3 separate regions of the Homo sapiens genome follow, and all the other regions are linked to region 1. Evidence: chromatin loops called from intact Hi-C (ENCODE). Cell type or tissue: endothelial cell of umbilical vein. All regions are shown on one strand. Links, peaks and the distances in the headings refer to the core of each region. The heading gives the core; the rest is flanking DNA.

What was found. A loop is a pair of places that touch in the nucleus more often than their neighbours do. Peaks named below come from ENCODE experiments on the same cell type or tissue, not always from the same donor. Only the 100,000 strongest peaks of a DNase experiment are listed, where the experiment ranks them.
Region 2: a loop joins it to region 1, with 8 times the contacts of the local background. A loop is called at or near these places in 6 of 110 quality-filtered maps.
Region 3: it touches region 1 in a loop (12-fold over the local background); 5 of 110 quality-filtered maps call a loop at or near these places.

What each region holds. Positions count from the first base shown.
Region 1 is chr18:35,658,075-35,668,680 of GRCh38, reverse strand. It overlaps GALNT1 (polypeptide N-acetylgalactosaminyltransferase 1), which reads right to left. Exons shown (of 12, transcript NM_020474.4): 3 at 4,879-5,053. It overlaps LOC105372065 (a long non-coding RNA gene), which reads left to right. Exons shown (of 2, transcript XR_935378.4): 2 at 1,744-2,058. Among named protein-coding and RNA genes, the nearest start is that of MIR3975, 72 kb to the right of the region's middle. In endothelial cell of umbilical vein, for the core only: no CTCF peak of the experiment used is centred there; a DNase peak (open chromatin) is centred at 6,720.
Region 2 is chr18:35,944,936-35,955,541 of GRCh38, reverse strand. LOC105372066 (a long non-coding RNA gene) reads left to right here. Exons shown (of 4, transcript NR_188032.1): 3 at 2,743-2,864; 4 at 3,505-3,739. Among named protein-coding and RNA genes, the nearest start is that of MIR3929, 16 kb to the right of the region's middle. In endothelial cell of umbilical vein, for the core only: a CTCF peak has its summit at 4,960 (motif pointing right); a DNase peak (open chromatin) is centred at 5,011; H3K4me3 peaks cover 578 bases.
Region 3 is chr18:35,751,208-35,761,813 of GRCh38, reverse strand. No RefSeq gene overlaps it. Among named protein-coding and RNA genes, the nearest start is that of MIR187, 150 kb to the left of the region's middle. RefSeq lists an enhancer at 4,975-5,269. In endothelial cell of umbilical vein, for the core only: a CTCF peak has its summit at 5,113 (motif pointing left); a DNase peak (open chromatin) is centred at 5,113; H3K27me3 peaks cover 287 bases.

The DNA of each region.
Region 1 (10,606 bases), core at 3,826-8,825:
TTATTCATCTTGCATAACTGAAACTTTATGCCCACTAATCAGCATCTCCTCATTTCTCCCCTGCCACCGGACCCTGGCAACTACTATTCTACACCCTGCCTCTACGAGTTTGACTATTTTAAAAAACCTCATATAATCTACATATAATCTTTCAAACGTCTGCAAGATGTGTAGGGATGCTGTCTTTTTCATACCATTATCTGCTATTTAGGAGAGCGTTTTTTGATTTTGTTGATTTTTTTCCAAAGAACTTTCAGCTTTGTTGAGCCTCTATACTCGATGTTTGTATTCTACTTTATAATTTCTCATCTTTGTGATATATTATCTTTTAAGGTCTGGATCTGTAATGACGCCACCTTTTATGGATTTGTGACTCTCTTATTTTCTTGATTAGTCAATTTTATCATTTTTTAATCATTTTTTCCCATGAACTTTTGACTTTGCTGTTCCTCTACTGTACGTTTTTATTTCCTAAGTTTCCAAGTTTTAAGTTTCCACTCTTCCTTCTACTTATTCTCTTTAATGTGTTCCTTTTCTAATTTCTTAAGATGGTTAGTTCAGTAACTTTCCATCTTCTTTTTAAAAAAGTCATATGCATTTAAAGGTATATATTATCACCTAAGCATGGAATTAGCTACATTTCACAAGTTTTGATATGCAGCATTCACATCATCAACTTTGATAACATATTTTCTTCCTTAGTGCACTTAATGCCTAGCTAACAGGAGCTACAAAAAGGGAAAGTAGACAAATGAAACATGTAATGAACCTGTCCATAATAACAATGCATATTATGGGCCAGATCTCACACCTTTAATACCACAACCACACAATTTACTTGACTTTAAGGATATTGGTACGATATGCCTTTAGGTCTAACTACCAATTCACAGGACAGGGAACTGAAGAACATGTTCAAATGACACCACAGTGATGCAGTCAGCAAAATGTAGGCTGAGAAAAGATGTAAGGCATTCTACCTGGATTCTTCAAATAATAAACTGTAAGGAAAAAAAACAGAGAAGGAACCTACAGACTAAAAGAGACTTAAGAGAATATCCACCAGCTGCAATTTTGATCCTGACACCTACGCTATAAAAAAAGAAATATATATGTCATAACTAGGGAAGTTGGAATATTAACTGGGTATTTTATGATATGAAAGTATCATTGTTTATGTTATTTTTAGGGGTGAAAATGGTATAATCATTTTTATTTTTCTTTTCTATGAGTCCTTATCTTTCAGAGCTACATATTGAAATATTTAGAAATGTTTTGTCTTTGCTTGGGGCTGGAGAATATGCTTCTAATCTTACTTCTTTGGTTGTTCACAAAAAGCCATAAACCACACGGGTGTCGACATAGGGCTGCACCTATTGTGTCCAGGGGCTTATCCCAGAGCAAATGATCACAGCAAGAGTAAAAGACCAACATGAAAGCCACAGCATATTTGATAACATAATATTGAAGGAGATACTCCATTTTACTTGCACCATGTTCTATTGCTCACACAGACCAATCTTAGTGCAAGATGGAGACTACAAAGAGGTGTCAATACCAGGAGGCAAAGATTGTTGACGGACATCTCAGAGGGTATAAGAATTCGTAAGACAAAACTGTTAGGAATTGTTGAAGCTGGGTGGTAAATACAAGAGGGTTCATTACATTATTATCTCTATTTTTGTATACATTTGAAATTTTCCATAATAAAAAGTCTTCTAAAACTTTTTTTTTTTAAAAAAGGTTATCAGTCCAGAGATAGAGTGAAGATATAAAAAGGCTACTCAGTGGTAGTAGTGACTCTGCGCTACCTCCTAGGCAGCCCAGTCCCACAGAGACCCAGCAGTTGGCCAGAAGGACTGTGTATTGGCAGCTTTCACAAAAGTGGACTTCGTCAAGTCTGAAGAGTCTTCAAGTGTGAAACTTGGTGCACAAGCATTTGTATCACACCATTTCAACACTATTCCTAATATCATAAAGCTGTTCAATGTCCAAAAACTGGTGACTTACAATGCACTTAAAAGGCACTCATTAATAAAAGTATCTTCAAAAACCACATAAAGACAAAAAGACATAAATATTTAATAAAATGTGTTAAGAGTGGTGATATACTTAGGGGGGTTATTAAAATGACAAAAACAATTCTACCAGAAACAATAATAGTTGATTGAGGCTCTTGAAGTAAATGTAAGGTTGTTTATAATACAGGCATCATTTTAACTGTAGACTGTGGAGAGTCTATAGTTTTCTTCAACAATGTTTAAATTTTCAGGAAAGCAAATGGTTTGTGAAAAATCTTTACAAATTAAGCTTCTCTTGACTGATCTCCACTTAATCAACTTGCCAGATAAAGAGATACTCTTCATCTCCTTGGTTTAATTTTTACATGCACAATATTCAACAGTTACCTTATTATGACTTATTCATGGCTAAGCCATGTAGTAGTAAACTATGATTACTTTTGTTTTCTCTGAACAATTTTTTTAAAGTTTTCCCTGAAGGTAATGCTCATTTAATTTTTTTCTTACTATGGTTTTCTATGTATTTCAATCCCAAACTTCCTATCAATTGTCTAAATCTACTCTAGACATTCAGCCATATCAGGTGTAACTTCAATGGTATCTTTTTGAAGTCTCTTCTGGAATTTTCTCACTGGCTCCATCTGGGCTGGTCGCCTCTGCCTGTGCAACTCTCACTCAGGCTCTCCCTTCATCACCTTCTGGTCATTCTCACCATTTCTTACACAAGCTGAATCTCCTGTTTTTTACATTCTATGTCTCTCTTGTCCTTGGTTTATTTAAAACCAAGGTTTTAAATGGTAGCGTCCTATCTCTAGTAACTTCCTGAGAATGGATGCTTGGGAGTTCAATGTTTTGAGATCTTGCATGTCCAAAAATATCCTTATTTAACCTGTGCACTTTATTGCAAGTTTGGCTGAATATAAGATTTTAGATTGGAAATTATTTTCCTTTAGAATTTTGCTCCTTTGTTTCTAGAGTTGCTGAGAAGTCTGAAGGCATTCTGATTAATAACCTTTTGATTGTGACCTTCTTTCGCCTCTTAAGAAACCTGTAAAAGGTCTTTTTTCCCCCCTGGGGGTTGAAATCCTCAGTGTTCTGAAAGTCACAATGTCTTGGAGTACAGTCTATTTTCATCTATTGTCCCAAAAAGTTGGTGGGCTCTTTCAATTTGAAAATTTGTGCAGTTCAGTTATGGAAAATTTTGTGGATAAATTTTCTCTTCCCTATTTTTAAAATTCTTTTTGAGACTCCTATTATTAAAATATTGGATTTCTTGATTGTTATTTCAATGTTCATATAATTTTACTGTTGTCCATCTCTTTGGTGCATTTTTCTTTATTTTCAAAAGCTCTTTCTGGTTCTCTCAGTGTATCTTTTGAATAATATCCTATTCTCATTTTATGGTTGTAATATATTCTCTATTTTGTTGAGGTTATTAGTTATTTCTCTTTATGTGTTCTACCTTAATAGTTTTTGTTTCCTCAAAGTTGCTTTTCTCTGTTTGTTGAGGGTTTCCTGAGATGTCTAGTATTCCTTGCTTACCTATTTGTTATTAAGAATGGAAGACCAAGAGGCTGAATATGAGGCCTAAACACATGAGTAGGACTCAATGACTATGAGTTTCCATAAGGGTGATCAGGCTGTGCCATTAAGTTGGAAACTTTCCCAAGTCAATCAGCACTAAAGTGCAATTTGTTGGAAATTCAGCACATACTTTTCATTCATATACTATCAGGACCACACTAGGTACTTACCCTTCTCTCTAGGCCTATCCAATTCTGATGAGAAAGATCTTCCAGTCTCTTCTCTGGAGGAGGCAAGCTTGGCTGCCAGCATCAATGAGAGCAAGGAGTTTAGGGGGCCTCAGCACAGAATGTACATGTTCACTTACTCTACCTATTTTCTGTATAGTTTGCTTGCTTTTAACTGGGCCTATGGTACTCTAGTACCTTGTATTACCTTCTTCTTATGGAGCAACTAGACATCTAACTAATATATTGCTGATAGGAGTGTAAATTGGTATAAACATTTTGGGAAAATATTTGGTAGCACATGCTAATGCTATATAAATGCATAACCTATTCCTTTCTCTAGTACATAGCATACGGTAATGGGCACTTAAGTCCTCCAAAAGACATGAACAAGAATGTCACAATAGCTTTATTTATAGGGGTCAAAAAGTAGAAATAATCCAAAGGTCTATCAATGTATAAATAAACAATGGCATATTCATATTACAAATCACTATTTGCAGTAGAAAAGAATAAAATTCTGATACATGCAACAATATGAATCTTAAAGGCACAAAAAATGGTGTGGATCCATCATAAAAAGTTCAAAAAGAGACAAAACTAATCTATGTTTAGAGAGGTCAATATAACGGCTGCCTCTGGGGATGTAAGTAATGACTACAAAAAACATAAGGAGACTTTCAGGGGTGATGGGATCATTCTATGTCTTGATTTGGCTGATGGTTACACAGGTGTATACATAGCAAAAAATTCAGTGAGCTGTATACTTACGACTGTGTATTTCACTGTTTCAAGTTACATACAACTTAAATCTTTTTGTAAAAAGTTGAGTATGTGAGTATTTTGGTAATAATAAAGTTTAAAATCCCCTTCTAATCCATTAAGATAAATAATTATCTTCCAATGCCTGAAATACATAGTGCTAATAATCAGTAGAAGCTTGAGATATTATTTCTATCAGCATTTAATTATTTTCTAAGTGGGGTAAGTAGTAACATAGTGATATAACATTTGCCTTAAGAACAATCAGCACTCAAGTGCAATTTACTGAAAATTCAGAATATACTTTTCATTCACATACTATCAGGACCACAGTAAGTACTTACCCTTCTAACCTAACATCTGGTAAAGATCTGTTGAGTGCAATCATCTCACTTGCCATTAAATTGAACTGATTGATTTTAAACATCTCTTTCATCTTTTCTTGATCCTCTTTAGGAATGACGACTGGTTTCCCCATTTCTCCAGGACCTTCATGAGGCTTTTGTACTGGCTCTAGAACTAAGAATAGGAAGAAACTTAACTAACATTAATTTCATAGCAATTGATTGATTCATGATTCTATTTAATAACATTTGTGTTTGAACTGTGCCCTCAACAACCAGAACCCTTTCTGAGCCCACCCTCTCCTAGGCTGTTAACCCTTTCAAGGGGCTGTCTTGTCCTCTACCTCCACACCAGTGTCCTGACTCAAGACTTCGTCACCTTGCCCCACTCACCTGAGTCACTGCATGGTGTTGGCTCCCAACTCAAAAACTACTGCCACACTGATCTCCTTAAAGTGCAGCCTTCATTGTTATTCTTATGGCCTCCTAGAGTCCAACCTCTGTAATGGGGAATTGAACCTAATTTTCCAAAACTATCACCTGCTAGACCTTTTCCTCCCATCCCACAGTACTTCATCTTGCAGTCAAACAGCCACCCACTGCCTTCCTTCCAACGTGCCTCACATTCTCCTGCTTCCATGCCTTTGCTCACATCCCCTCACGGCTTCCATCGCTGCAACACCAAATCCCTATTTGCCTTCCCATGCCCAACTAAAATGGCTTCTCTTCCCTGTAGCTTTTCTGAATCTCTCTATAGTGGTTATTTACTAGTCTTGACTATCACATTATTTCATTCAGGGTTCTTATGTCTCTAACCAATTGCTATCTCTCATTATAATGATTGTCAAACCTGTCTTATGTACCCCTCCCATTAGAACAAGAATTCTCATCAAAAGTAATGTTATCTCTTGATACAGACATAAAAAGAGCAATGTGCCTGATCAGCACTTCCCAAACTTTCTTCCTTATGTTTTTGAGACGTTAATAAATGTCCAAGAAAAACAGGTTCTGGGATATATTAAATTTGGAAGGTGCTATGTTAAACTTCTCATCTATAAGGGATGGCTAAAGAATGAGGTGAGGTCAAAAATGGGATGAAAATATATTTTATGCATTACTTATTTTAAAATCTAAAGTTTTATTCTCTTGTAGATTGTTTTTTAGGCATCCTCAAAACATTTCTAAACAAAAAATAGTGGCATCAAGGCAGCAGAAAAGCCATCTCTCTTCAGTCAGGCTTCATCTGTACAAGAACAGGACGAGCTGGTAAAGCTGACTTTAGGGTGATTGTTTCAGCCAGTGGTACAAAGCCACCTACCAATACCAGAGCTGCAGGATATGAAACTATTCACTGTGTCCTCAACCACGTCCAGAATTTAAAAATAGATTTCAGAAAATGATGATGAAAAAAGTGTGCATTAGTTTTCCCCTGTTCTCAGGATAAATTGGGATTTTATGTGGAACATTAAAATAGTAGAAAATTACTTTAAAAATTATAGGAAACTCAAGTAACATAGTTTTTAAAAACAAGTCCTGCCTAATGTTTGCCCAGTAAGTAAGCTCCTTAAATATGAGAGTTGGTAGAGTTTTTAAAAATTCTCAATGACAAAAATCATCAACAAGTGTAGTAAAAACTATAAGTACAGAAGTGTAATACTCCATATAAAATCAGCCTTTAAAGCTTTAAAAATCAAATACTGTTAAACTCGTATAGTCATTTCTACTTGCCAGTCTCTGAAAGTAAAGAACAACCAACAGATTTTGAGATTGGTACATCAGTGGTCAAAAGGAACCGGCAGAGTTCTGAAGGTGACAAAAATCTTTTGTGGATGGCACAGATAACATAAAGAGTAGGTGGGAGACATCTAGTGGCCCTGATTATAAATATCCTTCTGTTACCCATGCTCTATTTTAGTATAAAATGCTTTATAGAAAAATCAAAATAGAAACGTTTTCATGCTGCTCAGTTTTTAAATGAAGAGTATTAACATATACATATACCATCTGTGTTTTTACTAGGGGGAAAAAGATCCTCAACCTGATCAAGCCTCTAGACCTAATTTACAGGAAATATACGGGACAAAGGGACATGGCATGCACCATTAAAGGGATGCAAATCCAGACTGCAGGAAACTGGAAAAGAGAAATACCTCAATTTCTTCTTCAACAACAAACAAAACAGGTCTGAGGGAGACAAAGAGAAAGAGGTATCCATGCCACAAAACTAGCCATGAGTTGACAACTCTTGAAGCCAGATGATGGATACATGAGAGTTTAATTTTTTTTTTTTGATTTTTTTTTTTAAGACAGAGTCTCGCTCTGTCACCCAAACTAGAGTGCAGTGGTGCAATCTTGGCTCACTGCAACCTTTGTCTCCCAGATTCAAGCGAATTGTCCTGTCTCAGCCTCTCCAGTAGCTGGTATTACAGACACGCGCCACCATATCTGGCTAATTTTTGTATTTTCAGTAGAAATGGGGTTTCACCATGTTGGCCAGGCTGGTCTTGAACTTCTGACCTCAGGTGATCTGCCCACCTTGGCCTCCCAAAGTGCTGGGATTACAGGTGTGAGCCACCGCTCCCAGCCATGATTTTCTATTCTCTCTACTTTTGTTTCTGTTTGAGAATTTCCATGGTGGAGGGGGGCATTAAGGAGGACTGGAGAAATTATTACTATAAATACTACAAAATATAAACTTAATTGCTTATTACACATGAAATTATATAACCAGAAGCTTAAAGTTGGTTTTGAGATCTTAAAGAATCAGGCAAAAATGTACAGCATATACAATCCTGCTGATGCACTATTTTGCACATTTCATCACCTGATATTTATTAATCTGAAAATCTAACATAGTGCCTGCATTATGTACTCTAACCTACTGTTACATATGAAATTTCAGAGCCACATTTAAAATTATCATTAATCAAAAGTTACATGTCTACTGAATGATTTAGAGAATGCACCACAATACTCTAATTATTAATAAGAAAATACAATATCCTACAGAATTAAATGGACTATTAAACTAATTTTCTTGGCAAACGAGTTTGGATGAAATGCATGTGGTTAGTGAATATATGTTACTATTAATGCATTTATAGCATTAGAAAGCAACTAAAAAGATGGTAAGTATAAACTTTCCATGTTCTCTACTGCCAGTCTTCTATGTGTATTAAAAGTAGGTTCTGTGAAAATTTTATTAGAAAGAAACTGAAATGAGTTTGGATGTCATTTCATGAACTAAAGAAAATATCTTTGCATAAAATTCTACATGCAGCTCATTTCTAAGAATCAAATCACTTTGACAAGGGAGGGACAAAGGTGTTATTCCAAAGTATTATGTGAGAACAAACATATTTTATTATATACTTCAGTTAAGTTTCATTTACATGACACTGTAGATAAGTATCATGTTTTAGAAAAGGTAATTACCAAGAAAACTACAGGTTCACTCTGAAAGCCCCCAAATAAGATTAACATACACAAACCACTGGCATGCCTTTGAATACACTTTAAGGATATTTTTCAAATTTCTTATGTGTGTTTCTCTCAGGAAAGTAGACTAAAGTTATATGACTTCTTTTTGGGGTAAATATACTAATAAAAGGCTAAAATCATTTCTCCCAAACTATTTTCTGATCTTACTACACAATTAACATTTTTACTGTCCTTATGCACTATATTCACTATTTCAAAATGTTTCCTACTATATTTTAACATTTCTGAAATTGGAATGTGGCTCACAATGGTAACTGGAATGTTATCACTTTTACGGTGGTATACAGAATATTCTATAAACAAAGGTATGTAAGATGCAATAAAATGCAGTACACTATCTGATTTTTTAAACATCAAAATATCATCTATACCTTAACTCACTGGTAACTTTCTGCTACTTCAACATCCTTGTCAATTTCCAATTTCATGTTCAATTTACCTGCGCTGCATATATAAAAATCAACACTTAAAAATTTGTTATAAAGTTATTATAGCCTTTACTAGTAATATTTTAAAGTTTTTTATCATTGTAAGTTTTTTCCATAAACCATGTTCTCCAAGGCTTCCTAATGTTCAACAGTTGAAATAATTCCAGCATAAGTACATGAAAAGTTAAATCATTAATATTTTAATGATCTGAAAATGCAGTACTGACATGAAGAATCAATTACTACTTGAAACTGCATCTTTAAAAATACTGAACACTCTATATAACACCCAAATCCATAAAGTGGATAAATGGGCTAATTCTGGAAAGCAGAAGAGTGTAAAAATATTCCTAGGCCATAACCCCCACTACCCGTATTCTTTCAAGGGAGCCCAATCTAACTCTAGCAGCAGCAGAACTCTGCTATTTTCAGATAGCCTCAGGTATAAAATACAAGTATAGACTTAAGAGAACGACTCAGAAAAAACAAACCCCTCTGGAGTCACCAAAGACTCACTATTCCTTGAAGCAGGCAAGTAACAAGTAAATAGAAGAATCTTAGAAAACTCTTAAGTACAGCATATCAACAACAATGTTACAGGAAGTCTTCAGCATTATCACAATGACATCAATCCATTCTATTCAAACCTAGGAAAACTTTTTTCACAGCAGAGACAGTAAAATTTGCTAAATTTCACCGAAATCAGAGCTGTAAAGCAGAACGTTCAGAAATTAGGTACTTCCAATATGAAAAAGTCACTCTGGAGTGTAATACTGCTCAATGCTTTTTGTTGTTTTGTTTTGGTTGTTTGTTTTAAAACAAAGATCCAGGAGGCCCTATGTGTTCTATTAAGAGAGACTTTGATGCCAGGCACAGCAGCTCACTCCTGTAATCCCAGCACTTTGGGAGGCTGAAACAGGCAGATCACCTGAGGTCAGGAGTTTGAGACCAGCCTGGTCAACATGGTGAAACTCCGTCTCTACTAAAAATACAAAAATTAGCTGGGCATGGTGGCGGGTGCCTGTAATCCCAGCAACTCGGGAGGCTGGGACAGGAGAATCGCTTGAACCCAGGAGACGGAGGTTGCAGTGAGCTGAGATCACGCCATTGCACTCCAGCCTGGGTGACAGAGTAAGACTCTGTCTTTAAAAAAAAAAAAAAAAAGAGAAACTTTGAGGTCACATAATGTACATGCTAATTCCACTAGAAAGTTGGCATCCTTGGTGCCATTACCCATTCCCTCTCCCTGATCCTCTTTAGTAAACATCTCTTCAAATGCACCACAGAAATTTGTCACTAGCAGAACCTTAACAACCTCTGGGCTCTGAAAAGACTTAAGACCTCTCAGCACCTACTGCACTGAAACTTCATATCAAAGCAGATTTTTCAAACTGTTGCTTATTAGCATCAACTGTGCTCTTCCCCTAATCATTTCTTCCCTTAAGACTACCAGGGACCTCAAAGATTATCTCCCCTTAGCTATGTACTTCCCCTCCAGCCTACGGCTCAGCCCTTCCCTCACGCTTGGAGGTCCTTCTCAGTCTGTCCCCTGAACACCCTGACACCCCCAGGCTGTTGTAAAGCCTCTCCACTGTCTGGTCTCCACAATACACAGGCTCCATCTACAGACTTAACTGAAGTCTAGCTCTCCTCCAGAGTCCATTTAACCTCACAACTGTTTCTGGGAGAATGATTCGTTCTCCTTTCCTCCAGAGGCAAGGAGGCCATCTCATACCTCCGTTACTTTCAGACTTTTGCTCCTTTAGCTTGTACTTTTGTACAAAACCCAGTCTTTTTCT
Region 2 (10,606 bases), core at 2,090-7,089, 290 kb before region 1:
AAAAGCAAAAGGAACAGACAGGAAACAAATAATAACATGATATACCTAATTCCTGTTATTGGTAAATTTTGTTTTGTATCTTTTCTTCTTGATTAGTCTTGTGTGAAACTTCAATTTTATTAATCTTTTAAAAGACTTGCTTTTTGCTTTGTTAATTTTCTCTATTGTTTTTCTATTTTCAATTTTATCAATTTCTACATGGATCTTTATTCTTTCTTTCCTTCTACTTACTTTGTGTTTAGTTTGCTCTGCTTTTCCTGGGCTCTTAAAGTGGAATTTGGCTCATTGATTTTAAGACTCTCTCCCTTTCTAATATAATTTTTAAAGCTGCACATTGACCTCTAAACACTGGTATAGTTGCAGCACCTAAACTTTAGTCTGCTACTTTTTATTATCATTCAGTTTGAAATATTTTCTAACCCAGATATCTTATTTGACCCATATATTACTTAGAAGTGTGTAGTTTAATTTCTAAATATCTGTGGCTTTTCTAGATATATTTATTGATCTCTATTTTAATTCCTTTATGGTTAAAGAACATACACTGTAAGATTTCAATCTTTTGAAGTATACTGAGAGATATTTTATGGCCAATTTTGGTCTCTTTTAGTGAACGTACCATGTGCAATTGGAAAGAATGTATATTCTGCTATCATTGGGTATAGTGTTCTATAAATGTCAATTATGTTTAGATGGCCTATAGTAGAGTTTAGCAAACTCTTCCCATGAAGGGCCAGATAATAGACAGTTCAAGCTTTGTGAGCCATATGATCTCTTTTGCATCTCAATTCTGCAAAAGCTGCTATAAACAACCATAGACAATACATAAATGAATAGGGGTGGCTGTTTTCTAATTTTTTTTTTGAGACGGAGTCTTGCTGTCTTGCCCAGGCTGGAGTGCAGTGACACGATCTTGGCTCACTGCAACCTCCGCCTCCTGGGTTCAAGCAATTCTCCTGCCTCAGCCTCCTGAGTAGCTGGGATTACAGGTGCGTGCCACCACACCCAGCTAATTTTTGTATTTTTAGTAGAGACAGCATTTCACCATGTTGTTCAGGCTGGTCTCAAACTCCTGACCTCATGATCCACCTGCCTTGGCCTCCCAAAGTGCTGAGATTACAGGTGTGAGCCACCACGCCCAGCCTAAAATTTTATTTTTGAGATTTGTCTCATATACCATAATTCAACAATCCCTGATCTATAGTGCTTTTAAAAGATATTGTATATATTTACTGGGTTTTTTTTTTTGGTCTAGTTATTCTATCACTTTTCAAGAGCAGGGTATCAAAATCTTTCATTACGAGTATGGATTTGTTTATTTCTCTCTTTAGTTCTGCTAATTTTGCTTGTTATTTTTAAACTCTGATTTTAGTTGCATAAACATATAGTCACTTCAGATTTCTTTTATTATTAAAAACACATAACACTACTCACAAAGATTAAGAATAAAAAATTGTATTTTAAAAATACATAACATTAAATTTATTATACTAACCATTTTTAGCTGTATAGTTCAGTAGTGTTAAGTTTATTCACATTGTTGTCCAACAGTTCTCTAATACTTTTTCATCTTGCAAAAATGAAACTCAACACCTGTTAAACACTAATTCCTCCTCTCCTCCCCCCAGCCTTTGGCAACCACCTTTCTACTTTCTGTTTCTATGATTTTTGACCACTTTAGATACTTCAAATGAGTGGAATCATACAGTATTTGTCCTTTAGTGACTGGCTTATTTCACTTAGCATAATATTCTCAAGTTTCGTCCATAGTGTAGTGACAACAGGATTTTCTACTATTTTTTTTTTTTTTTGAGACAGAGTCTCACTCTATCACCCATGCTGGAGTGGAGTTGCGATTCTCCTGCCTCAGCCTCCCGAGTTGCTGGGACTACAGGTGCACGCCACCGCGCCCAGCTAATTTTTTTTTTGTATTTTTTGTGGAGATGAGGTTTCGCCGTGTTGACCAGGCTGCTCTCAAACTCCTGACCTCAGGCCATCCACCTGCCTTGGCCTCCCAAAGTGCTGGGATTACAGGCATGAGTCACCGTGCCCGGCTGGATTTTTTACTTTTTAAAGGCTACATAACATTCCACTGTATGTGTACCACATTTTCTTTAGCCATTGATCTGTTGATGGACATTTGGGTTGCTTCCACCTCTTGCATATTTTGAATAATGCTGCAATGGACAAATGGATATGTAAATATCACTTTGAGATCCTGCTTTGACGTTTTTTGGATACATACCCAGAAGTGGGGTTTGCTGGGTCATGTGGTAATTCTATTTTCAATTTTTGGAGAAACCTCTATACTGTTTTCCGTAATGGCTGCAGCATTTTACATTCCCACCAGCAGTGCACAAGGGTTCCAATTTTTCCACACCCTTGCCAACACTTGTTATTTTCTGTTCTTTTGATGATGGCGCTTCTTGTGGGTATGCAGTGATATCTCATTGTGATTTTGACTTGCATTTCTTTTATGATTAGTGATGTTGATTATCTTTTTGTATGCTTGTTGGCCACCTCAGGTTTCTTATTCTTTCTTTTTACACAGTGTATCCTTTTCTATTCTTTTACTTTCAACCTATTTATGTTTTTGCAGTTAAGAGTCATCTTTTGTGGATAATATACAACCAGGTCTTGTTTTTGGTTTGTTTTAAATCCAGTCTGACAATCTCTGTCTTTTTATTAGCATGTTTAGTGTATTTATGTTTAATATAGTCCTTTTATTTATTTATTTTGAAGACAGAGTCTTGCTCTATCCCCCAGGTGGGAGTGCAGTGGCATGATCTTGGCTCACTGCAACCTCCCCCTCCTGGGTTCAAGTGGTTCTCCTGCCTCAGCCTCTCGAGCATCTGGGATTACAGGTGTGTGCCACCACGCCCGGCTACTTTTTGTATTTTTAGTGGAGATGATGTTTCACCATGTTGGCCAGGCTGGTCTCGAACTCCTGGCCTCAAGTGATCCACGTGCCTTGGCCTCCCAAAGTGTTAGGATTACAGGCATGAGCCACTGTGCCTGGCCTAATTTTTTGTATTTTTGGTAGAGACGGGTTTTCACCATGTTGGCCAGGCTGGTTTTGAACTCCTGAGCTCAATCGATCCACCCACCCCGGCCTCCCAAAGTGCTGGGATTACAGGTCACCACACCTGGCTATATTTAATATAGTTATTGATGTTAAGCTGCGACATATTTGAGGGATCAGAGGGTAGATTCTGGTAGGCAGCTTAATGGCTACCTGAGGATGTCCACGTCCTATTCCCTGGCACCTATGAATACGTTACCTTACATGGCAAAAGAGATTTTGCAGATGTGATTAAGGTTACTGACTTAAAATGGGGAAGATTATCCTATCCTGGATAATCTAGGTGGGCCCAATCTAATCACACAAATCCTTAAAAGGGGAGAACTTTTCCAGGCTGGGTCAGAGAGATGAGATGGGAGGAAGAGGACAGATTTGAAGTGTGAGAGGAACTTGACTGATAGTTCCCGGCTTTGGTTTTGAAGATGGAGGAAGGAGGTCCCAAGCCAAGGAATGCAGCATGGGCCTCTAGAAGCTGGAATGACCCTCACCTCACGGCCAGCAAGAAATCAGGGAACTCAGTCTTACCCGAGTGAGCAGGAAATCGATTCTCCTCTGCAGCCTCTATAGAGAACACAGCCTGTCAACACCCTGATTTTGGCCCAATGAGCCCTGTACCTCCAGAAGTGTAACGTAATAAATTTGTGTTGTTTTAAGCTATTAAGCTGTGGTTAATTTGTTATGGCGCCAAGAGAAAACTAACATGACACATACTTCTCTATATATTCTTCCCTTCTAGAATTACCTCTTCCCAATTTTCCTTTTTTTTTTTTTTTTTTTTAGACAAGGTCTCCCTCTGTCACCCAGGCTGGAGTGCAGTGGCACTATCTTGGCTCACTGCAGCCTCCACCTCCTGGGTTCCAGCAATTCTCATGCCTCAGCCTCCCGAGTAGCTGGGATTACAGGTATCTGCCACCATGCCCAGCTAATTTTTTGTGTTTTTAGTAGACAGGATTTCGCCATGTTGGCCAGGCTGGTCTCGAACTCCCGGCCTCAGGTGATCTGCCCACCTCGGCCTCCCAAAGTGCTGGGATTACAAGTGTGAGCCACCACTCCTGGCCCCAATTTTCCAATTCTACTAGTCTCAAACTCTGTTTTCTGTCCACTTCAAGTCAATCAAGCGATGGCTCTCTGCAGCTGGAGCTGCTCACTGATTGGGGGTTGCCCTCATGTCAAAAGCCATAAACTCACAAATCCCAACAATTTTCATTCATTTTTCAAGGGTGGTTTTCCTACAGTTTCTGCCTTCTTTTGATCAATCTCTAATACCTTCACACATTATTTTAAAAATGCTTTGCTCAGATTGTATAATTTTTATTTTATTTTATTTATTTTTTTTGAGACAGAGTCTTACTCTGTCGCCCAGGTGGTGCACCACCTCGCCCACCTAATTTTTTTCTCTTGTTTGGTATTTCTAGTAGAGACGGGGTTTCACCATGTTGACCAGACTAGTCTCAAACTCTTGACCTTAAGTGATTCGCCTGCCTTGGCCTTCCTAAGTGCTGGGATTACAGGAGTAAGCCACGGAGCCCAGCCAGATTGTATAACTTTTATCTGCAAGAAGATTAGTCCACCGTTACCAAAAGCTGGAACCTCATTATACTCTTCTGCCTACTTTCACGTTTGCAATTTTCCATAATTTAAAAAGAGAAAAAAAATTTTAAACGCTCTAGTGGGATGTTTTAATTTTACTTATTCTCATTAATCTGAAGCCTAAAAATGAGTTGCTATCTCTTAATGTGACAGTTGAAATAAAAGAAACGGAATAAAAGGGGGAGTTTTCGAAGCCTTTGATGGGGGAGGAAAGACCCCAAGCTTCTCTCCTTAGAGGGAAGGAATCCTTACTTACAGGTTAGTTCCACCACGTGCAGTTCCTCACAGTGACCAGCAGGGGGAAAAAGTAGTTTTGCGTTTCCGATGGATCCCTGCGCCCCGCTGCCAATTCCCCAAGCAAAGGGAAGCGAGGGGAGAGCGCGGAGCCCCCGATTAGCGTTCGGAGGAACTGGCCTAGAGGGGCCACTCGGAGCGCAAAGGCCCCGCGAAATAGAATATCTATACGCCCAGCAACCCTCCCTTTCGAGGCGCACGGAATAAGTTGGCTGGAACTCTCCGCTGACCGCTCCGCCTGGGACTCAGGGTTGCAGCCGCACAGAGCTTCCTCCGGGGCGCCCAGGGCGGCGCGAGCAGGAGGGGGACCCAGTGTGGCCGCGCCCGGGAACTCGGGGGACCAGGTGAGGCTGCGCCCGGGTCCCAGTGGGATCCAGATGAGCGTACGCCCAAGCCCGCGGGGGACCAGGTGAGCCCGCGCCCGGGTCTGAGTGGGATCCAGGTGAGCCAGCGTCCAGCGTCTCCAGGGTCTGGGGCAGGGTCGTCGGGCTTAGGACTCAAGCAGTCAGCGGGCAGAATGGGTTGGCGTGGAGAGCCAGACGCGCTCAGGATCCAGGCGATGGGCCTGGGCATAGCCGTGTCTGCAAGGGCTGTCGTCAGGGGATCGTCGAGAGGACCTGCTTCTACCTAGTGGATTCACAGTACTACCCATAAAAATAAACCCTGCTAATGAGACGGTGTGTGGGAAGGGGGTGGGAGCATGGTCATTTTATTAGAGCTGAGCATTAATAATTTCCTTGAGGACCTTGGGCAAACTCTTTGTTTTGAAGCCAGTGGAGGCCTGGGTCAGTGTCCCTGAGTTCTGAGTTAACTGCGTGGACAAATGATGAGAAACAGCCATCACTTTAGGGATGTTTTAAGAGAAAGTCGGTGTGTGCTGAAACAGTGAGTTAGAGAGACTGGGAACAGAAAGCAAAGACCAGAAAGACAAGAAGCAAACATATGGGAAGTCAAAAAAGGAAATTGCCTGGAAATAAAGCCAGATGGGTCTGGCAGGAGTGCTGTCTTGGTTGACATCTGTGGGACATGACCCTGGACAGATCACTGGAGTCAGAGGAGGTCATTAATTAAGAATCCGCTGGTTATCCTTGGTGTTTTAAGGTTACCACGGTAGAAATAGAAACGTGTGCAGCACATAGTCAACAAGTTTTGGCAAATGACCAAATAAGATACAAACATTTAATTGGATTAGGAGATCAGTTGCAAAGTGTTGTGTTTCTATGCCATGATGAACATTCAGAGTGGAATCTCTAGAAAAATGCTTTGTGTAAATGATTAGACTGTAGGGCTAAGGTGTTGCAAAACAGTACAGTAAGTTATTTACTCTTTTTTTTTTTTGAGACGGAGCCTCACTCTGTTGCCCAGGCTGGAGGGTAGTGGCTTGATCTCGGCTCACTGCAACCTCCGCCTCCCGGGTTCAAGCAGTAAATTATTTACTTTTAGTCTCAATAATACTGTGTGTATCAGTAATAATCTAATTACATTTATTTCAAGAAGGTGTCCATTTGTTTTAGACAGGTAATTACTAGTTTAAAATAGATGGGAATATAAAACATTCCGATAATTTGAAATATAGGCTAAAGTCAAGTAAAACATTTGCAAAACCATACATGAAAATGGTAAAATAAGAGCAGACCAAGTTCAGCTAGTTTTCAAAAAAATATAGAATGCCACTCTTTCCCCTGTTCTTGTACTTGAGGGTTGAGGAGCTGTTTGTTGTTGCAGGCTCACACCTGTGTGTCCGAGTCAGGCCTGCAAAACCTGTGTGTCCCACTTCTCAATTTACCCAGTTCTGGGGTCCTTCTCTGCACACCTGTGAAAAGACATCTTATTCTTGTGGTTTAAAACTTGCCGGCCGGGCGCGGTGGCTTATGCCTGTAATCCCAGCGCTTTGGGAGCCCGAGGCGGGTGGATCACGAGGTCAAGAGATTGAGACCATCCTGGCCAACATGGTGAAACCCCGTCTCTACTAAAAATACAAAAATTAACTGGGCGTGGTGGCACATACCTGTAATCCCATCTACTTGGGAGGCTGAGGTAGGAGAATCACTTGAACCCGGGAGGCAGAGGTTGCAGTGAGTCGAGATCGTGCAGTTGCACTCCAGCCTGGGTGACAAGAGCCAAACTCCGTCTCAAAAAAAACCCAACCAACCAGCCAAACAAACAAAAACTTGCCTATACTGCTTGGTGTTTTAAAAAATTTGGAAGGGGGAGGAAAAGACAGGTTATTCTTCCATGAATCAGACACAGCAACTGAACCTCAATTGTTGGGGAGGGATTGATTGCTGAATGAAAAAACTAGGTGGGAGGCAGGAGGGGGTGGATATGATGACCTCATTTGAACTTTGCATGCTATTTCTTCTTAAACGGTGAGGAGTTTAGAAAAAGTACTCAAGCTTAGTTTTGGCGGAAAGGCATTAATAGTATTTTCTCAAGCAGTGTTTGTACAGAATTATTAAGGAGCCCCCTAACATTTTCTCATAAGCCCCCAGGAACGGATTCCTTGTACCTCAGAGGCAAGGTACTTGCCAATAAGCCTTTAGCTTGAGGCTTGCTGTAATATATTTTATAAGACTGTAATGGAACTTAGCAATTTAATCAGAGTATGTGCTTCTCGTTATATTCTTAAAAAATACAACGCATCAGCAAATGTTGCATTATGGGCTATGAAATTCCTTCTGTTAGTTGTTCACATTTTAGCCTGTGCCCACTGTGTTTTGTATGATGGACAAACCAAATAATCATTATGTAAGTAAGGTAGAGCTTTATATTTTTTCCAATGTGTAAACACTCTGTAAATAGGCAGTCCTTGGTGGGTGTGGCAGCTCCCCTAGCTCATCAGGAACCTGGACTCCTCTCTTTCTTCTCTGCTATCCTCAGTGTGTAGTTCTCATCTTTCAGGCTGCCTGGTGGTTGCAAGATGACTGCTGAAGTTCTAGTCATGACACTCATGTTCTAGGCAGGAAGTAGGAAGAAAGGGAGAAGGTAGCTGAATACAATTTAACAACTTCCATTTAAATTTTGTGGTAGAATGTCTGCAAAGATGGCTGCCAATAATTTTTGTAGGCTTAAGTCATTTTTTCCTGTCAAGAGGTATAGTCTGTTTCTCTTCTCCTTTAGTCAGGGCTGGCCCTATGACTTGCTTTGACCAATAGAATGTATTGGAAGGCCTTGCTAGGCTTTGCTGCTTCTGTTTACCCTCTTGGGATCCAGCTGCCATGTAAAGAAGCTTAGACTAGAATATATATATATATATATCTGGAATACAATGGTGTGAACACAGCTTACTGCAGCCTCAACCTCCCAGGCTCAGGTGATCCTCCCACCTCAGCTTCGATAGTAGCTGGGACTACAGGTGCACTTTACCATACTCAGCTAATTTTTTGTAGAGACAGGGTTTCGCCATTTTGCCCAGGTTGGTCTTGAACTCCTTGGCTCAAGTGATCCACCCACCTCGGCCTCCCAAAGTGCTGGGATTACAGGTGTGAGCCACCACAGCTGGCCCAGAGTAAACTATTGAATAATGAACAACTATGTGAAGAGAGGCCTAGCCAGTCCCCAGCTATTCCAAGTACCCCAGTTGAGGCATAAGTCACGTGTATGAAGCCATCTTGAGTGTACCAGTCCCAGTCAAACTCCACTTGATACCATGTGGGATGCAAGAACCACCCAGTTGAGCCCTGTCAACTTATAGAAATGATCAGAAATAGTAAATCATTGCTGAATTGTGCCGAAACACAATTAATTGGCTCTCCGCCTCCAAATACCAGATGGTCAAGAAGTGAAGTTCATTAATTGGGCTCTTTGCCATACTAGACATGTTATGAGTTTTTTACTACAGAGGAAGGGGATGGCTGTCTGGGATGGGGAGGAGTGATAACAGTTGGCCACAGTCACTAATCACAAGATGGCATCTTGGGACAGAAAAGGCATCTCTGGGACCCCAGAAGCAGGGTCCTGTGGGATTGTTACTCTCATGCTTTGGCATTAATGGGACTGGGCCACCCACAGAGGCTGTGCTTTTGTGTCCTGCCTCTGCCCTTCCTCTGCTCTGAAGCTTGCTGCCTCACAGTTTCTGTGCCTGGGTGACCTCAGGCCCCACTCTGTGCACACTGTGAGCTCCCAGCTCCTGGCTGCTGCCAGGTAGCCTAACTCCTGTTCTCAGAGAGGAAGTCGAATTGTATCGCTCCAATGTCCAGTGAGGTCACGCAAAGGTCATCTCTGGTTTCTGGATTGGCTGCACAGCCCTTATCCAGTCAGTTCTGGTAGGAGAGGGACATGGCTTCATGAGGGTTTTGCCAATAACTAGGGTTGTGGGAAGCACAGGCTCTCTTGGGGACACCATGCGTGTGGCAACTAATGTTCTCTTCCAGTTTTTTGAGCAGGAATGAGGCAGGGGAGGAAGACTGTGTGACATGGTGGATTTGCCTTGAGCTCCAGAAGAACTGGATCAAGTTCTGGCTACCTCACTTACTGGCTGTGTTACTTTGAGCAGGTTTTATAGAACTTTGCCTCAGTTTTCTTGAGGTGATTGGTACTCACTTCAGAAGTTTATTTTGAAGATTAAATAAGAGAATATGTGTAAAATACATAGTGTGTGCTCACCAAATGTAGCCATTATGTTACTATTTTGTTTTAATGTACATAAGCAACTGTGAGTCTCTTTTGTGGAATCAATGTTCCTTTAAAAATTAGCCATCTATCAAGTGATATTTTCCCAGAGATGTCCATTATACTATTGAGAGTTCTTTCTTAGTAGAAAATTTATTTCCAATGATATTACATTATTTAAAAACTTCTTTTAAAATATTGCAAAACTTTTTTCAAAATCATGACTTGAGAGGGAAATTTACTGGTAATATATTAAAGGTAACCAAAAGTCTCTCCATATTGTATATACCTGTTTTTTCTCTGTCTGGAGTGAGCAGTGGCAGTTTGGGAGTCTGGGCTCATGGAATGCCCACATGATCGCATCATGATCGCATCTGGTTCACATGATCGCATCATCGCCCAACATGGGGTGGGACTTAGACTGCCTCCCTGGGGCAAGGGCAGCTCGAGAGAAAAAGCAGCAGGTGCTTTGGAAGATAGGCTTTCAATTCCTTCGAGGCTGCAACTTAACTCAAGGTATGTGTGATCTTCCTGTGGTAAGGCCTTTAAAATTTTTGTAAAGTAGAGTCTCTCAATTGCTTATGTAATAGCAATGGACAGGGATGTTACAAGTTATTGATGCATTTATTTGATATTTTTTCTAGTGTTTATAGTGAGCACAGGTTTGCCATTCTGTTTATGGTGTATCTTTAAAATGACTGTTTGCATAACGTATTACTTCCATAAAGACAAATTCCTTGCAGAGGATTTTTTGCTCTTGTTAGACTATCATACTCTGTAAAAATGTAGGTATCACTATCTTTTCTTTTCTTTTTTTTTTTTTAAGAAATTGGATCATGCTGTGTTGCTCAGGCTGAAGTACAGTGATATGTTCATTGCTCACTGTAACCTTAAACTCGGGCTCAAGTGATCTTCCTGCCTCAGCCTCGCAAGTAGTCGGGACCACACGTGTGAGCTACAACACTATCATTCTTTAAGTTGGACACACCCTTAGTTGGTTGTGACATTTCTTTTTATAACTCCTGAGGG
Region 3 (10,606 bases), core at 2,395-7,394, 95 kb before region 1:
CCCCATCACTTTCAGGTACACCAATCAGACGTAGATTTGGTCTTTTTACATAGTCCCATATTTCTTGGAGGCTTTGTTCATTTCTTTTTATTCTTTTTTCTCTAAACTTCCCTTCTCGCTTCATTTCATTCATTTGATCTTCCATCACTGATACCCTTTCTTCCAGTTGATTGCATCAGCTCATGAGGCTTCTGCATTCTTCACGTAGTTCTCGAGCCTTGGCTTTCAGCTCCATCAGCTCCTTTAAGCACTTCTCTGTATTGGTTATTCTAGTTATACATTCGTCTAAATTTTTTTCAAAGTTTTTAACTTCTTTGCCTTTGGTTTGAACTTCCTCCTGTAGCTTGTAGTTTGATTGTCTGAAGCCTTCTCTCAACTCGTCAAAGTCATTCTTTGTCCAGCTTTGTTCCATTGCTGGTGAGGAGCTGCGTTCCTTTGGAGGAGGAGAGGTGCTCTGCTTTTTAGAGTTGCCAGTTTTTCTGCTCTATTTTTTCCCCATCTTTGTGGTTTTATCTACTTTTGGTCTTTGATGATGGTGATGTACAGATGGGTTTTTGGTGTGGATGTCCTTTCTGTTTGTTAGTTTTCCTTGTAACAGACAGGACCCTCAGCTGCAGGTCTGTTGGAGTTTGCTAGAGGTCCACTCCAGACCCTGTTTGCCTGGGTATCAGGCAACCACGAATGCTGCTGTCTGATTGTTCCTCTGGAAATTTTGTCTCAGAGGAGTACCCGGCCGTGTGAAGTGTCAGTCTGCCGCTACTGGGGGTGCCTCCCAGTTAGGCTGCTCAGGGGTCAGGGGTCAGGGACCCACTTGAGGAGGCAGTCTGCCTGTTCTCAGATCTCCAGCTGCATTCTGGAAGAACCACTGCTCTCTTCAAAGCTGTCAGACAGGGACATTTAAGTCTGCAGAGGTTACCGCTGTCTTTTTGTTTGTCTGTGCCCTGCCCCCAGAGGTGGAGCCTACAGAGGCAGGCAGGCCTCCTTGAGCTGTGGTGGGCTCCACCCAGTTCGAGCTTCCCCACTGCTTTGTTTACCTAAGCAAGCCTGGGCAATGGTGGGCGCCCCTCCCCTAGCCTCGGGGCCGCCTTGCAGTTTGATCTCAGACTGCTATGCTAGCAATCAGCGAGACTCCGTGGGCGTAGGTCCCTCCGAGCCAGGTGTGGGATATAATCTCCTGGTGCACCGTTATTTAAGCCCGTTGGAAAAGCGCAGTATTTGGGTGGAAGTGACCCGATTTTCCAGGTGCCGTCTGTCACCCCTTTCTTTGACTAGGAAAGGGAACTCCCTGACCCCTTGCGCTTCCGGAGTGAGGCAATGCCTCGCCCTGCTTTGGCTCGTGCAACGGTGCGCTGCACCCACTGACCTGTGCCCACTGTCTGGCACTCCCTAGTGAGATGAACCCGGTACCTCAGATGGAAATGCAGAAATCACCCATCTTCTGCGTTGCTCACGCTGGGAGCTGTAGACCGGAGCTGTTCCTATTCGGCCATCTTGGCTCCTCCCCCCCTTCAATTTCCTTAATACACTGTTGTTTATTATTTCCTTCCTCCTGTTCACTTTGGGTTTATTTTGCTCTTTTCCTCCCTAGTCTCTTATGGCAGAAGCTTAAATTGTTGTTTTGATACATTTCTTGTTTTGTAATACAATCATTTAATGCAGCAAATTCCCTTCCCACTTTAGCTACATCCCACAAGTTTTGATATGTTACATAGTTATTTTCTTTCATTTCAATATATTTTCTGATTTCCCTTTTTTAAGTGTGTGGTTTGCTTTCTTATTGTTTAGAAATTTTCCTGTTATCCTTCTCTTATTGATTTCTAGTTTAATTCCATTATAGTCAGAAAACATACTTTGTATGATTTCAGTGCTTTTAAATTTAAGGTTGGATATGTTATTCACAATATGGCCTATCTTTGTAAATGTTCCATGTGCATTTGAAAAGAATGTGTAGTCTGCTGTTGTAGTGTGTAGTGTTCTGTAAATATGACTTAATTCAAGTTAGTTGATAGTGTTCCATTCTATCCTTGCCACTATTTCTATATATTACATAGAAAGGAGTGTTGCAATCTCCAAGTATTATTGTCAGCATGTCTACTCCTTTTATATTCTGACAATTTTTGTTTTCTGCATTTTGAAGCTCTATTCTCAAGTGCTCATACATTTAGAATTGTTGTGCTTTCCTGGTGATGAATTGATTTTTCTTTTTTTTTTAAAAAAAGTGTATTGAGGTAAAATATACATGTATAATTCACCATCTTTACCATTTTAAGTGTAAAATTCTGTGGTGATAAATAATTTACATTATTTTTCCCCTTCATTCCCCCTTCCCCTCTCCCCTCCCCCCTCCCCCCTCCCCAGCCTCTGGTAACCACCTATCTACTCTTCATCTCCATGAGATCTCTTCTTTGGCTCCCACAAGTGAGGACATGCAGTGTTTGTCTTTCTATGCTTTGCTTATTTCACTTAACATAATGGCCTCCAGTTCCATCCATGTTGTTGCAAATGGCAAGATTTCACTCTTTTTATGGATGAATAATATTCCATTGTGTATAGGTACATATTCTTTATCCATTCATCCATTAGTGGGCACTTAGGTTGATTCTGTATTCTGGATTTTGTAAATAGTGCTGCAATAAACATTAGAAGGCAGACATCTCTTTGATACATTGACCTCCTTTCTTTTGGATATATACCCTATAGTGGAATTGCTGAATCATGTGATAGTTCTATTTTTGGTTTTTTGAGGAAACTCTATACTGATCTCCATAGTGGCTGTGCTAATTTACATTCCCACCAACAGTGTACAAGGGTTCCCCTTTCTCCACATCCTTGTCAACATCTGTTATTGCCTGCCTTTTTGGTACAAGCTATTTTAAACAAGGTGAGATAATACCTCGTTGTGGTTTTGATTTGCACTTTCCTGATAATTAGTGATGTTGAACATTTTTTCATATACTTGTTGGCCATTTGTATATCTTCTTTTGAGAAATGTCAGTTCAGATCTTTTGCCGATTTTTATTTATTTTTAAATTTTTAATACTTTTTACTCTTTTAAAATATTTTTTTAACTGACACAGGGTCTTGTTCTTTTTTCACCCAGGCTGGAGTGCAGTGGCATCATCACTACTCACTGCAGCCTCAACCTTCTGGGCTCAAATGATCCACTACAGCTTCCCAAGGAGCTGGGAATACAGGTGCATGATGCCACTGCACCCAGCTACTTTTTTTTTTTTTTTTTTCAAGAGGTAGGGTCTTACTATGTTGCCTAGGCTGATCTTAAACTCCTGGGCTCAAGCTATCCTCTCGCCTTGGCCTCCCAAAATGCTAGGATTATAGGTGTAAGCCACAGTGCCCAGACACCCATTTTAAAATCAGATTATTTGTTTTATGCTATTGAGTTGTTTGAACTCTTTATATATTCTGGTTATTACTCTCTTGGCAGAGGGACAGTTTGCAAATATTTTTTTCCCATTTTGTAGGTTGCCTGTTCACCTTGTTTCATTTGCTGTGCAGAAGCTTTTTAACTTGATGTAATCTCCGTTGTCTATTTTTGCTTTGATTGCCTGGAGCTTTTCCTCAATGTTTTCTTCTAGTAGTTTCATAGTTTCAGGTTTTAGTCCTTTTAAATCTTTAATCCTTTTTGATTTGATTTTTGTGTATAGTGAGAGATAGGGATCTGGTTTCATTCTTCTGCATTTAGTTGTTCAGTTTTCTCAGCACCATTTATTGAAAAGACTGTCCTTTCCCTATTGCATATTCTGGGATCTTTTGTCAAAGATGAGTTGGTTATAAATGTGTGGATTTATATTTGGGTTCTCTATTATGTTCTATTGTTCTATGTGTCTGTTGTTATGCCAGTACCAGTGAATTAACTTTTCTACCAATATGTAATATCCCTTTTTAACCCTGGTAGTTTTCTTTGTTCTGAAGTCTACTTTGATATTAACATAGTAGTTTTGTTTCAGTTGGGGTCTTCAATGTGCAGTTTTTTTTTTTTTTTCCATAGTTTTTCTTTTTAACCTACCTATACTATAATATTTGAGGAGAGTTTCTTATAGAGAGCATGTACTTGAGTCATTTTTATAAAATTCATTCTGTCAATCTCTATCTTTTAATTGGTGTGTTTATGTCATTTACATGTAATGTAATTATTGATATGTTTGGATTCAGGTCTTCTAATTATTATTTATTTTCTACTTTTTTCTGTATTTTTAGTTCACCTTTTTTTTTTTCCTTTGTTTGGTTTACTTAAACTTCTTTTTTAGTATTCTAGTTTAAGTTATCTAGTGTGTGTGTTATTGGGTTTTTTTTTTCTTCTTCTTTTTTTGAGATGGAGTCTCTCTCTGTCACCCAGGCTGGAGTGCAGTGGTGCAATCTAGGCTCACTGCAACCCCTGCCTCCCAGGTTCAAGCAATTCTCCCACTTCAGCCTCCCAAGTAGCTGGGACTACAGGCATGCACCACCATGCCCAGCTAATTTTTGTATTTTTAGTAGAAACAGGGTTTCACCATGTTGGCCAGGGTGGTCTCAAACTCTTGACCTCAAGTGATCCACCTTCCTCAGCCTCCCAAAGTGTTGAGATTACAGGTGTGAGCCACCACTCCCGGCCTCTAGTGGGTTTTTGGCATTAACTCTTGGTGTAATTTTTCAGTGTTCTAAGGATTACAATATACATATTTGACTTTTTGTAGTCTATTTAGAATCGATATTTCACCATTTCAAGTGGAATATCAGAATCTTACCACCATATGGATCTCCTTACCTTCCTCCTCTTTTTGTTGTAATTGTCTCATGTATTACAGCTACATACTTTGAAACTTTTTAAAATGGTGTTAAAAATTTTTGCTTTTAATTGTCTTACATATTTTAAAGAACTCAACAAGAGAAGAATAACCTATTATACTTATCCAGATATTTGCCATTTCTGTTCTTGTTCATTTCTAATGTTCCACATTTCCTTCTGGTATCATTTTTTCTTCCCCTCTTACCTACCTAAACAATACCTGGTGGCCCAGCAGAGACAAAGAATCACAGCAAGAGAAAGAGAAATCAATTTAATTAAAGATTTAATGGCTGCAGGACTACTCAGAGGCAGTTCCTAGTATAACAGCGCCACCTGCTGGAAGAGAAGCCAAATAAACTTTTTTTTTGTTCCAAGGCAGCTGTGACCAAGCTCTTGCTGGAACTGAATGCCTGACGCGAGGATGCTTTGTGACTCTTTGGCCTGCCATCCCCATTTTGGGGTGTATCAACTCACTCAATGACTAAAAAAGTGAGAAGAGCCTAAGAGATCTCTCCGTTTAAAAGGAAATGGAGTATTCAAGAGCCAGTTGGCCTCTCCTTAGCAGCATCTTGGCAGCAATCCCTTTAGCGGAAACATTATCACCAACCATGCCCCCTAAAGCAAAGCTGCTGTAGGTGTTCAGCCTCAGCACCATCTCCATAAAACAATAAGTGAACATGATCACTCTGCTCAGTGGGCAGAACTCACTGCAGTCCTAATGCCCTCGCCAGTGCTTCCCGCAAAGAAATTTGCTACATGTTAACTAACTCTTACCTGGCACCAATGGCCTGGCCGTCTGCTCTGCTGCTGGGAAGACTCTAGACTGGAAGGTTACAGACATCCCTCTTTGGAGCAGCAAACTGGAAACAAATCGAGGCCGCTGATGGGCAGCTGGTGTCACAGATGTGGATGCCCTTGGTAAGGATTCTCTGACGAGACTGACTGGAATCAAACTGCTTGATAGATCCCTACCCGAATCCACATCCACGTTTTGGGGTGCCTTGAGCCCAGGCAGGGGAATCTCAGAGGAACAAGAGTGGTAAACTCACTGCTGGTGCTGAGATACTTCAGGCTTTGGTTTTCTTCCAAATGCATCTGCTGCTATTTACTTTTCCGAGTCTTCAGATGGCTGCTCCATGCGTGCCGCCCAGGGTTACAGCTGCCTTCGGTGGGATAGACAGGTCAGGATATGCTTGTTCCATCTCATCCAGAACTGGAACCAAGGGGAGGATTTTAGCAGGTGGAGAGGAGGCAAAAGGGCATTTCCAGGAGAACAGCAGCACTAGGCAAAGCACAAAGCTGAGAACATAGGACAGGCTCTGGGGGCAAGAATAGTTCATCTGGCTGGGTCCTGAGTGCGCAAGGAGAGCAGCAGGTGAGAAATCTGACAGAAGGGCTTGGCCTTAGCATGGGGCCTCAGGAAAGGAGAGTGGGCTTTGCTGGACAGCGTCCCCGGGAGTCACGGAGAGGATCCAAGCTGAGAAGTAGCTATGGCAGAGCTGTACTACGGGGCCTACACGTTGTCCCTCCACCTGGAACTCTTTGTTCTGCTCTTCCCCCAGCCAACTCTTTCTCATCCTTCAGGTTTCAGTGTAAGTCTCTTTCCTCAGGGAAGCCTACCTGACCTCTCACCACCTGCTCAGCTCAGACCGTGGCTCCCATAGAATACTAGATTTTTCCTTCGTGGTCCTTATCATGTTGTCAATTGTTTACTTAGTCATTTGCAATGATTTGTTTCACATCCATTTTCCCTGCCAGCCTGTGAGCATATTTCTTGTTTATTGCTAAGGGCATTTGATCAGCAAACTTGCAGGAAGAATGTGCTCTCTGCCCACCAGGGCATTAGGTGCCAACATTCCCAAGGACGAAGTATGTGACCTTTCCCCATGTTGTTAGCTTGTTGCCTGCACAGACCCTACATCCCAGTGTTCCTGGTCTAGCTGACAGGGGTTGTGTGTGGAGTGGAGGGAGAAGGGGCGGGTGGCAGAAAGACTGGGTCAGAATCCACTATAGTAGGCAAAGGAGTTGCCGGCCATGCTGTAACCAGGGCCTGAGGGGTGAGGCTACACTCAAGAGTGAAGCAAACACCACCCAGACTTTTTTGAGATCCTGGATATTGGGGAGCCCCAAAACAGGACCTTCTGACATTTGCCCACCTCCTGCAGGCTGCAGCGAGCCAGGCTGCCCAGTCTTCCTCTGGCAACTCAGAGGTACCATCACACTGGTGAGAGGAAGGGAACTGAGTGCCTCTTGAGCCAGGACAGAGCTGGGGCTTCAAGTTACTATTTCCAACGCTATTAGCACATGTGATGAGGGCCTAGGGGGTGCAAGGCTCACTCTGGGGTCACTGACTTGGGGATATGGCAGGGCCAGGACAGGGACTCCAGGTCTGTCTGCTTTGAAGCCCCGCTGAACTCCAGCAGGCCCCATGCCCCTCAGGAACCACCTTGGGGAGGGGGATCTGAATTCAGGGGCCACCTCAGCCAGCTCCTTCATCATCCTCTGTCTTCCACACCTGGAGCTCGTTTATGCCAGGGCCTTGGAAGAAGATAATGCAGGATGAGGACACAGCGTGCAAACCACCCGGCTGTGTCCCACACAGCCTCCTCCTGCCTCTTCACCTGTCTTGCATCCGCCTACAAGTCTAGTCGGTTCTGTTTGGTTTTTGCCTGATAGACCTTCAATGTCTGGCAATGTCTGTCAGTAATTACAGCCCACAATTCCCTAGCAAATTTATTTAGGAATGAATTATTTCACAGACTTCAATAACAGTAAATTGCTTATTCCTAGTGGGTTCTGAGGCATTCAGAGATGGGCTATACAAAGCCATGCTGATCCTCACTGTGGGAACCCTAGGTTCTTTCCAAGCGTCCCCCATCCTCTCCCACTCATCAGGAGCTATGGGCCTCCGTCAGGGTGTGGCCCCCAGCTGGCCAGGCCACAGACTGACCAAATCCTGTTGGATCATTTCAGCTGGAGATTCTTGAGGGGAAAATGTGTGATTTAATGGAAAACTATGAATTGTTTAGATCACACCCTGTAGGGGTATCTCACTGTGTGCTGTTTTACAAATCTATAAGTTGTAAATGACTGACAGCAAACAAAATAAGTCTTGCCTATGGACATGCAAATAAATTCTCTCTGGTGAAGGGATGACCCTGCCAATGTGGAGAAACCAGTTTGGGATCCACTTGTAAGTTCATTTTAATATTCCTGATATATAAATGTGTCTATTCTTTGGATTCTCCCTTGAACATGTTGAAACATCCTATAGGTTTCTGCCAGGCAAGTTGTCAGAGCCCTGGCAGTGGAGAGTGATTGGCTCACATATGGGAAAAGAATGTACCGACAGCAGAATAGGTTTGAAGAGGAAAGTTTTATTAAACAGAAAGAACACTGCAGCAGAGTATAGCAGGGCGCTTCAGCTAGACAAGACTGAGCGTGCCAAGGTGGATTTTCCTTAGGGGTATTTATGGACCTTAAAGTGGGAGCTTAAGGGTAATTTGGACCATATTAGCCATGTAGGTAATTTGGTGCCTTGATGTCGGCAAGTGTTGCACAATGAGTTTCAACATACATGCATTCCGGAGATGCATTAGAAATCCTAGTTACTTATACATGTTTTAGAAAGAAGCCTGGTGTCAGATTATGGCTTTAGAAAATAGGAAAGTCTAATTACTTCTGAGTTCCTTAAATAAAGAGTTTTGCCTCCAGATGGTCTGCTTGATGGACACCAGGTGACTTTGCTATCCTCACTTTCCTCACTAATAATGAGTTGAATAAAGTCTTTAACAATATTGATTTTATAACTGCCTTAGAATCATAATTTTACTTTTTGTTGAAAAGTATCCTTTAACACAAACTTAAGCAACCCCAGAGTTTCTGATGCATTGAGTCTGGGGTGGAGCCCAAGAACATGATGTCTAACAAGCCCATGGCTCAGGCTTTGAGGACTCTGTGTCATCTGAGGGTGTTCTTGAGGGTGGCAAGGGCTCTGCTGTGACAGGACATTGTCCTGGGTTAATGGGGTGTCTAACCCCCGGGACCCACAGAGTGTCTCCCAGATGCTGAAAGAAACTCTGTTCTGCAGCCAATGGAGGGGCTGGAGATGGGAGAATTGGGATCACAGAGCCAATGTCCCTTCCCCAATGCCCAGTGTGCAAGTTGGCCCAGGCTGTGTGCTTTCAAGCCATGCAACTATTGCTGATGAACTTAAGGCTGGGCCTTTCTGAGGTGGACATGAAGCCCAGGAAGGGTAGGTGAGCTGGGGCTGCAGCCTCATCACTTTCCCTGGACACCCTTGCTCTTTAACTCAGCAAGTGTGCAGCTCCAAGCAGCCCTCCCTTGAGCAAAGGGACATGTCATGTCACAGACTGGTTTTCGTGACTCTGCAGGACCTGGGACCCTCTGCAAGTGACAGAGAGGTGTCGCTGGGGGACTCTAATCCTGAAATTGCCTTTGCAAAAATTTTAACAGTGAGAAAACTATGACAGTGAAGGAGATGTGATCTAACCAACTTCTATCTTGCCTTTAACCTTCAAAGAGCCCTGAGTCATTTCTAGGCATAGGCCAAGCTAACTTTGGGAGACATTTATAGTTTAAATGATAATAGCCCTTCCCCAAAACTAAACCTAAAGCTAATGAAAGGCCACCAGATTAGGAGGATGTGAGGATCCTGAATTCTTCTAAGGTGTAGACATTAGCCATTGCAGCCATTATTCCGGAGGTCACAAGATTTGCAACTCCCACAATTACTCCCGCAGATAACATCACTATTGTAGAACGTAAGATTGGCTTTTTGATATGTCTTTTCAGGTTTTTGCATCTCTGACCCCCACTGACTCCCACCAAGCTGGTCCTGTGGCCCTATCCAGAAATGGTCTTCCTGGGCCACCAAACTATTTTTTAAAAACCCTAGCCTTGGAGTTTTCAAGGAGATCTATTTGATTAATAACTCTATGTCCCATGTGGTGTGGACAACCTCGTGTCTATTAAACTCTTTCTTTATTGCAATGCTGTGGTCTCAGTGAATGGGTTTTTTCTGTGCAGTGGGCAGGAAGAACCCATTGGATGGTTACAATTCCACCAGCAGCCTTCACCACCACCACCCTCCTTCCACAGCTCCGGACCCAGAGGCCAGGGTGGCCCTAGCAATGCCCTGTCTTAGGTAGGGCTAAACCAGCCCTCGCATGCTGCCAGAAGGCCGGGGTCTTTTAGATTTTTCATGGCCAGACCGTTTGTTGTCTTGGGCCCCCTCTGAGGGAAACTCCTAGGCCCATGAACTGAGATTTTGATACAGGAGCTAGAAAGAAATTATTTAGGCAGATAGTAAGGGCAACAGAGTCCTCAGCAAGCCTTCCCTTTTAACAAAAAGCAGCCCTAAAATAATTTATTTTCTTTTTTCTTTTTTTGAGACGAGTCTTATTCTGTTGCCCAGGCTGGAGTGCAATGGTACAACCTTGGCTCACTGCAACCTCCACCTCTGCCTCCCAGGTTCAAGTGATTCTCAGGCCTCAGCCTCCCGAGTAGCTGGGATTACAGGCGTGCACCACCATGCCCGGCTGATTTTTGTATTTTTAGTAGAGACGGGGTTTTGCCACGTTGGCCAGTCTGGTTTCGAACTGCTGACCTCAAGCCATCCACCCACCTCAGCTTCCCAAAATGCTGGGATTACAGACGTGAGCCACCACACCTGGCCAATAATTTCTTTTCTAGCAAAAAGCAGCCAGAAAAATTGAGCTGCAGACATAGATAACCATGCAGGAGTGAATGCTGCAGTTGTGCCAATAGAAAAGGGCTACCTGGAAGCCAGGTATGTTCAAC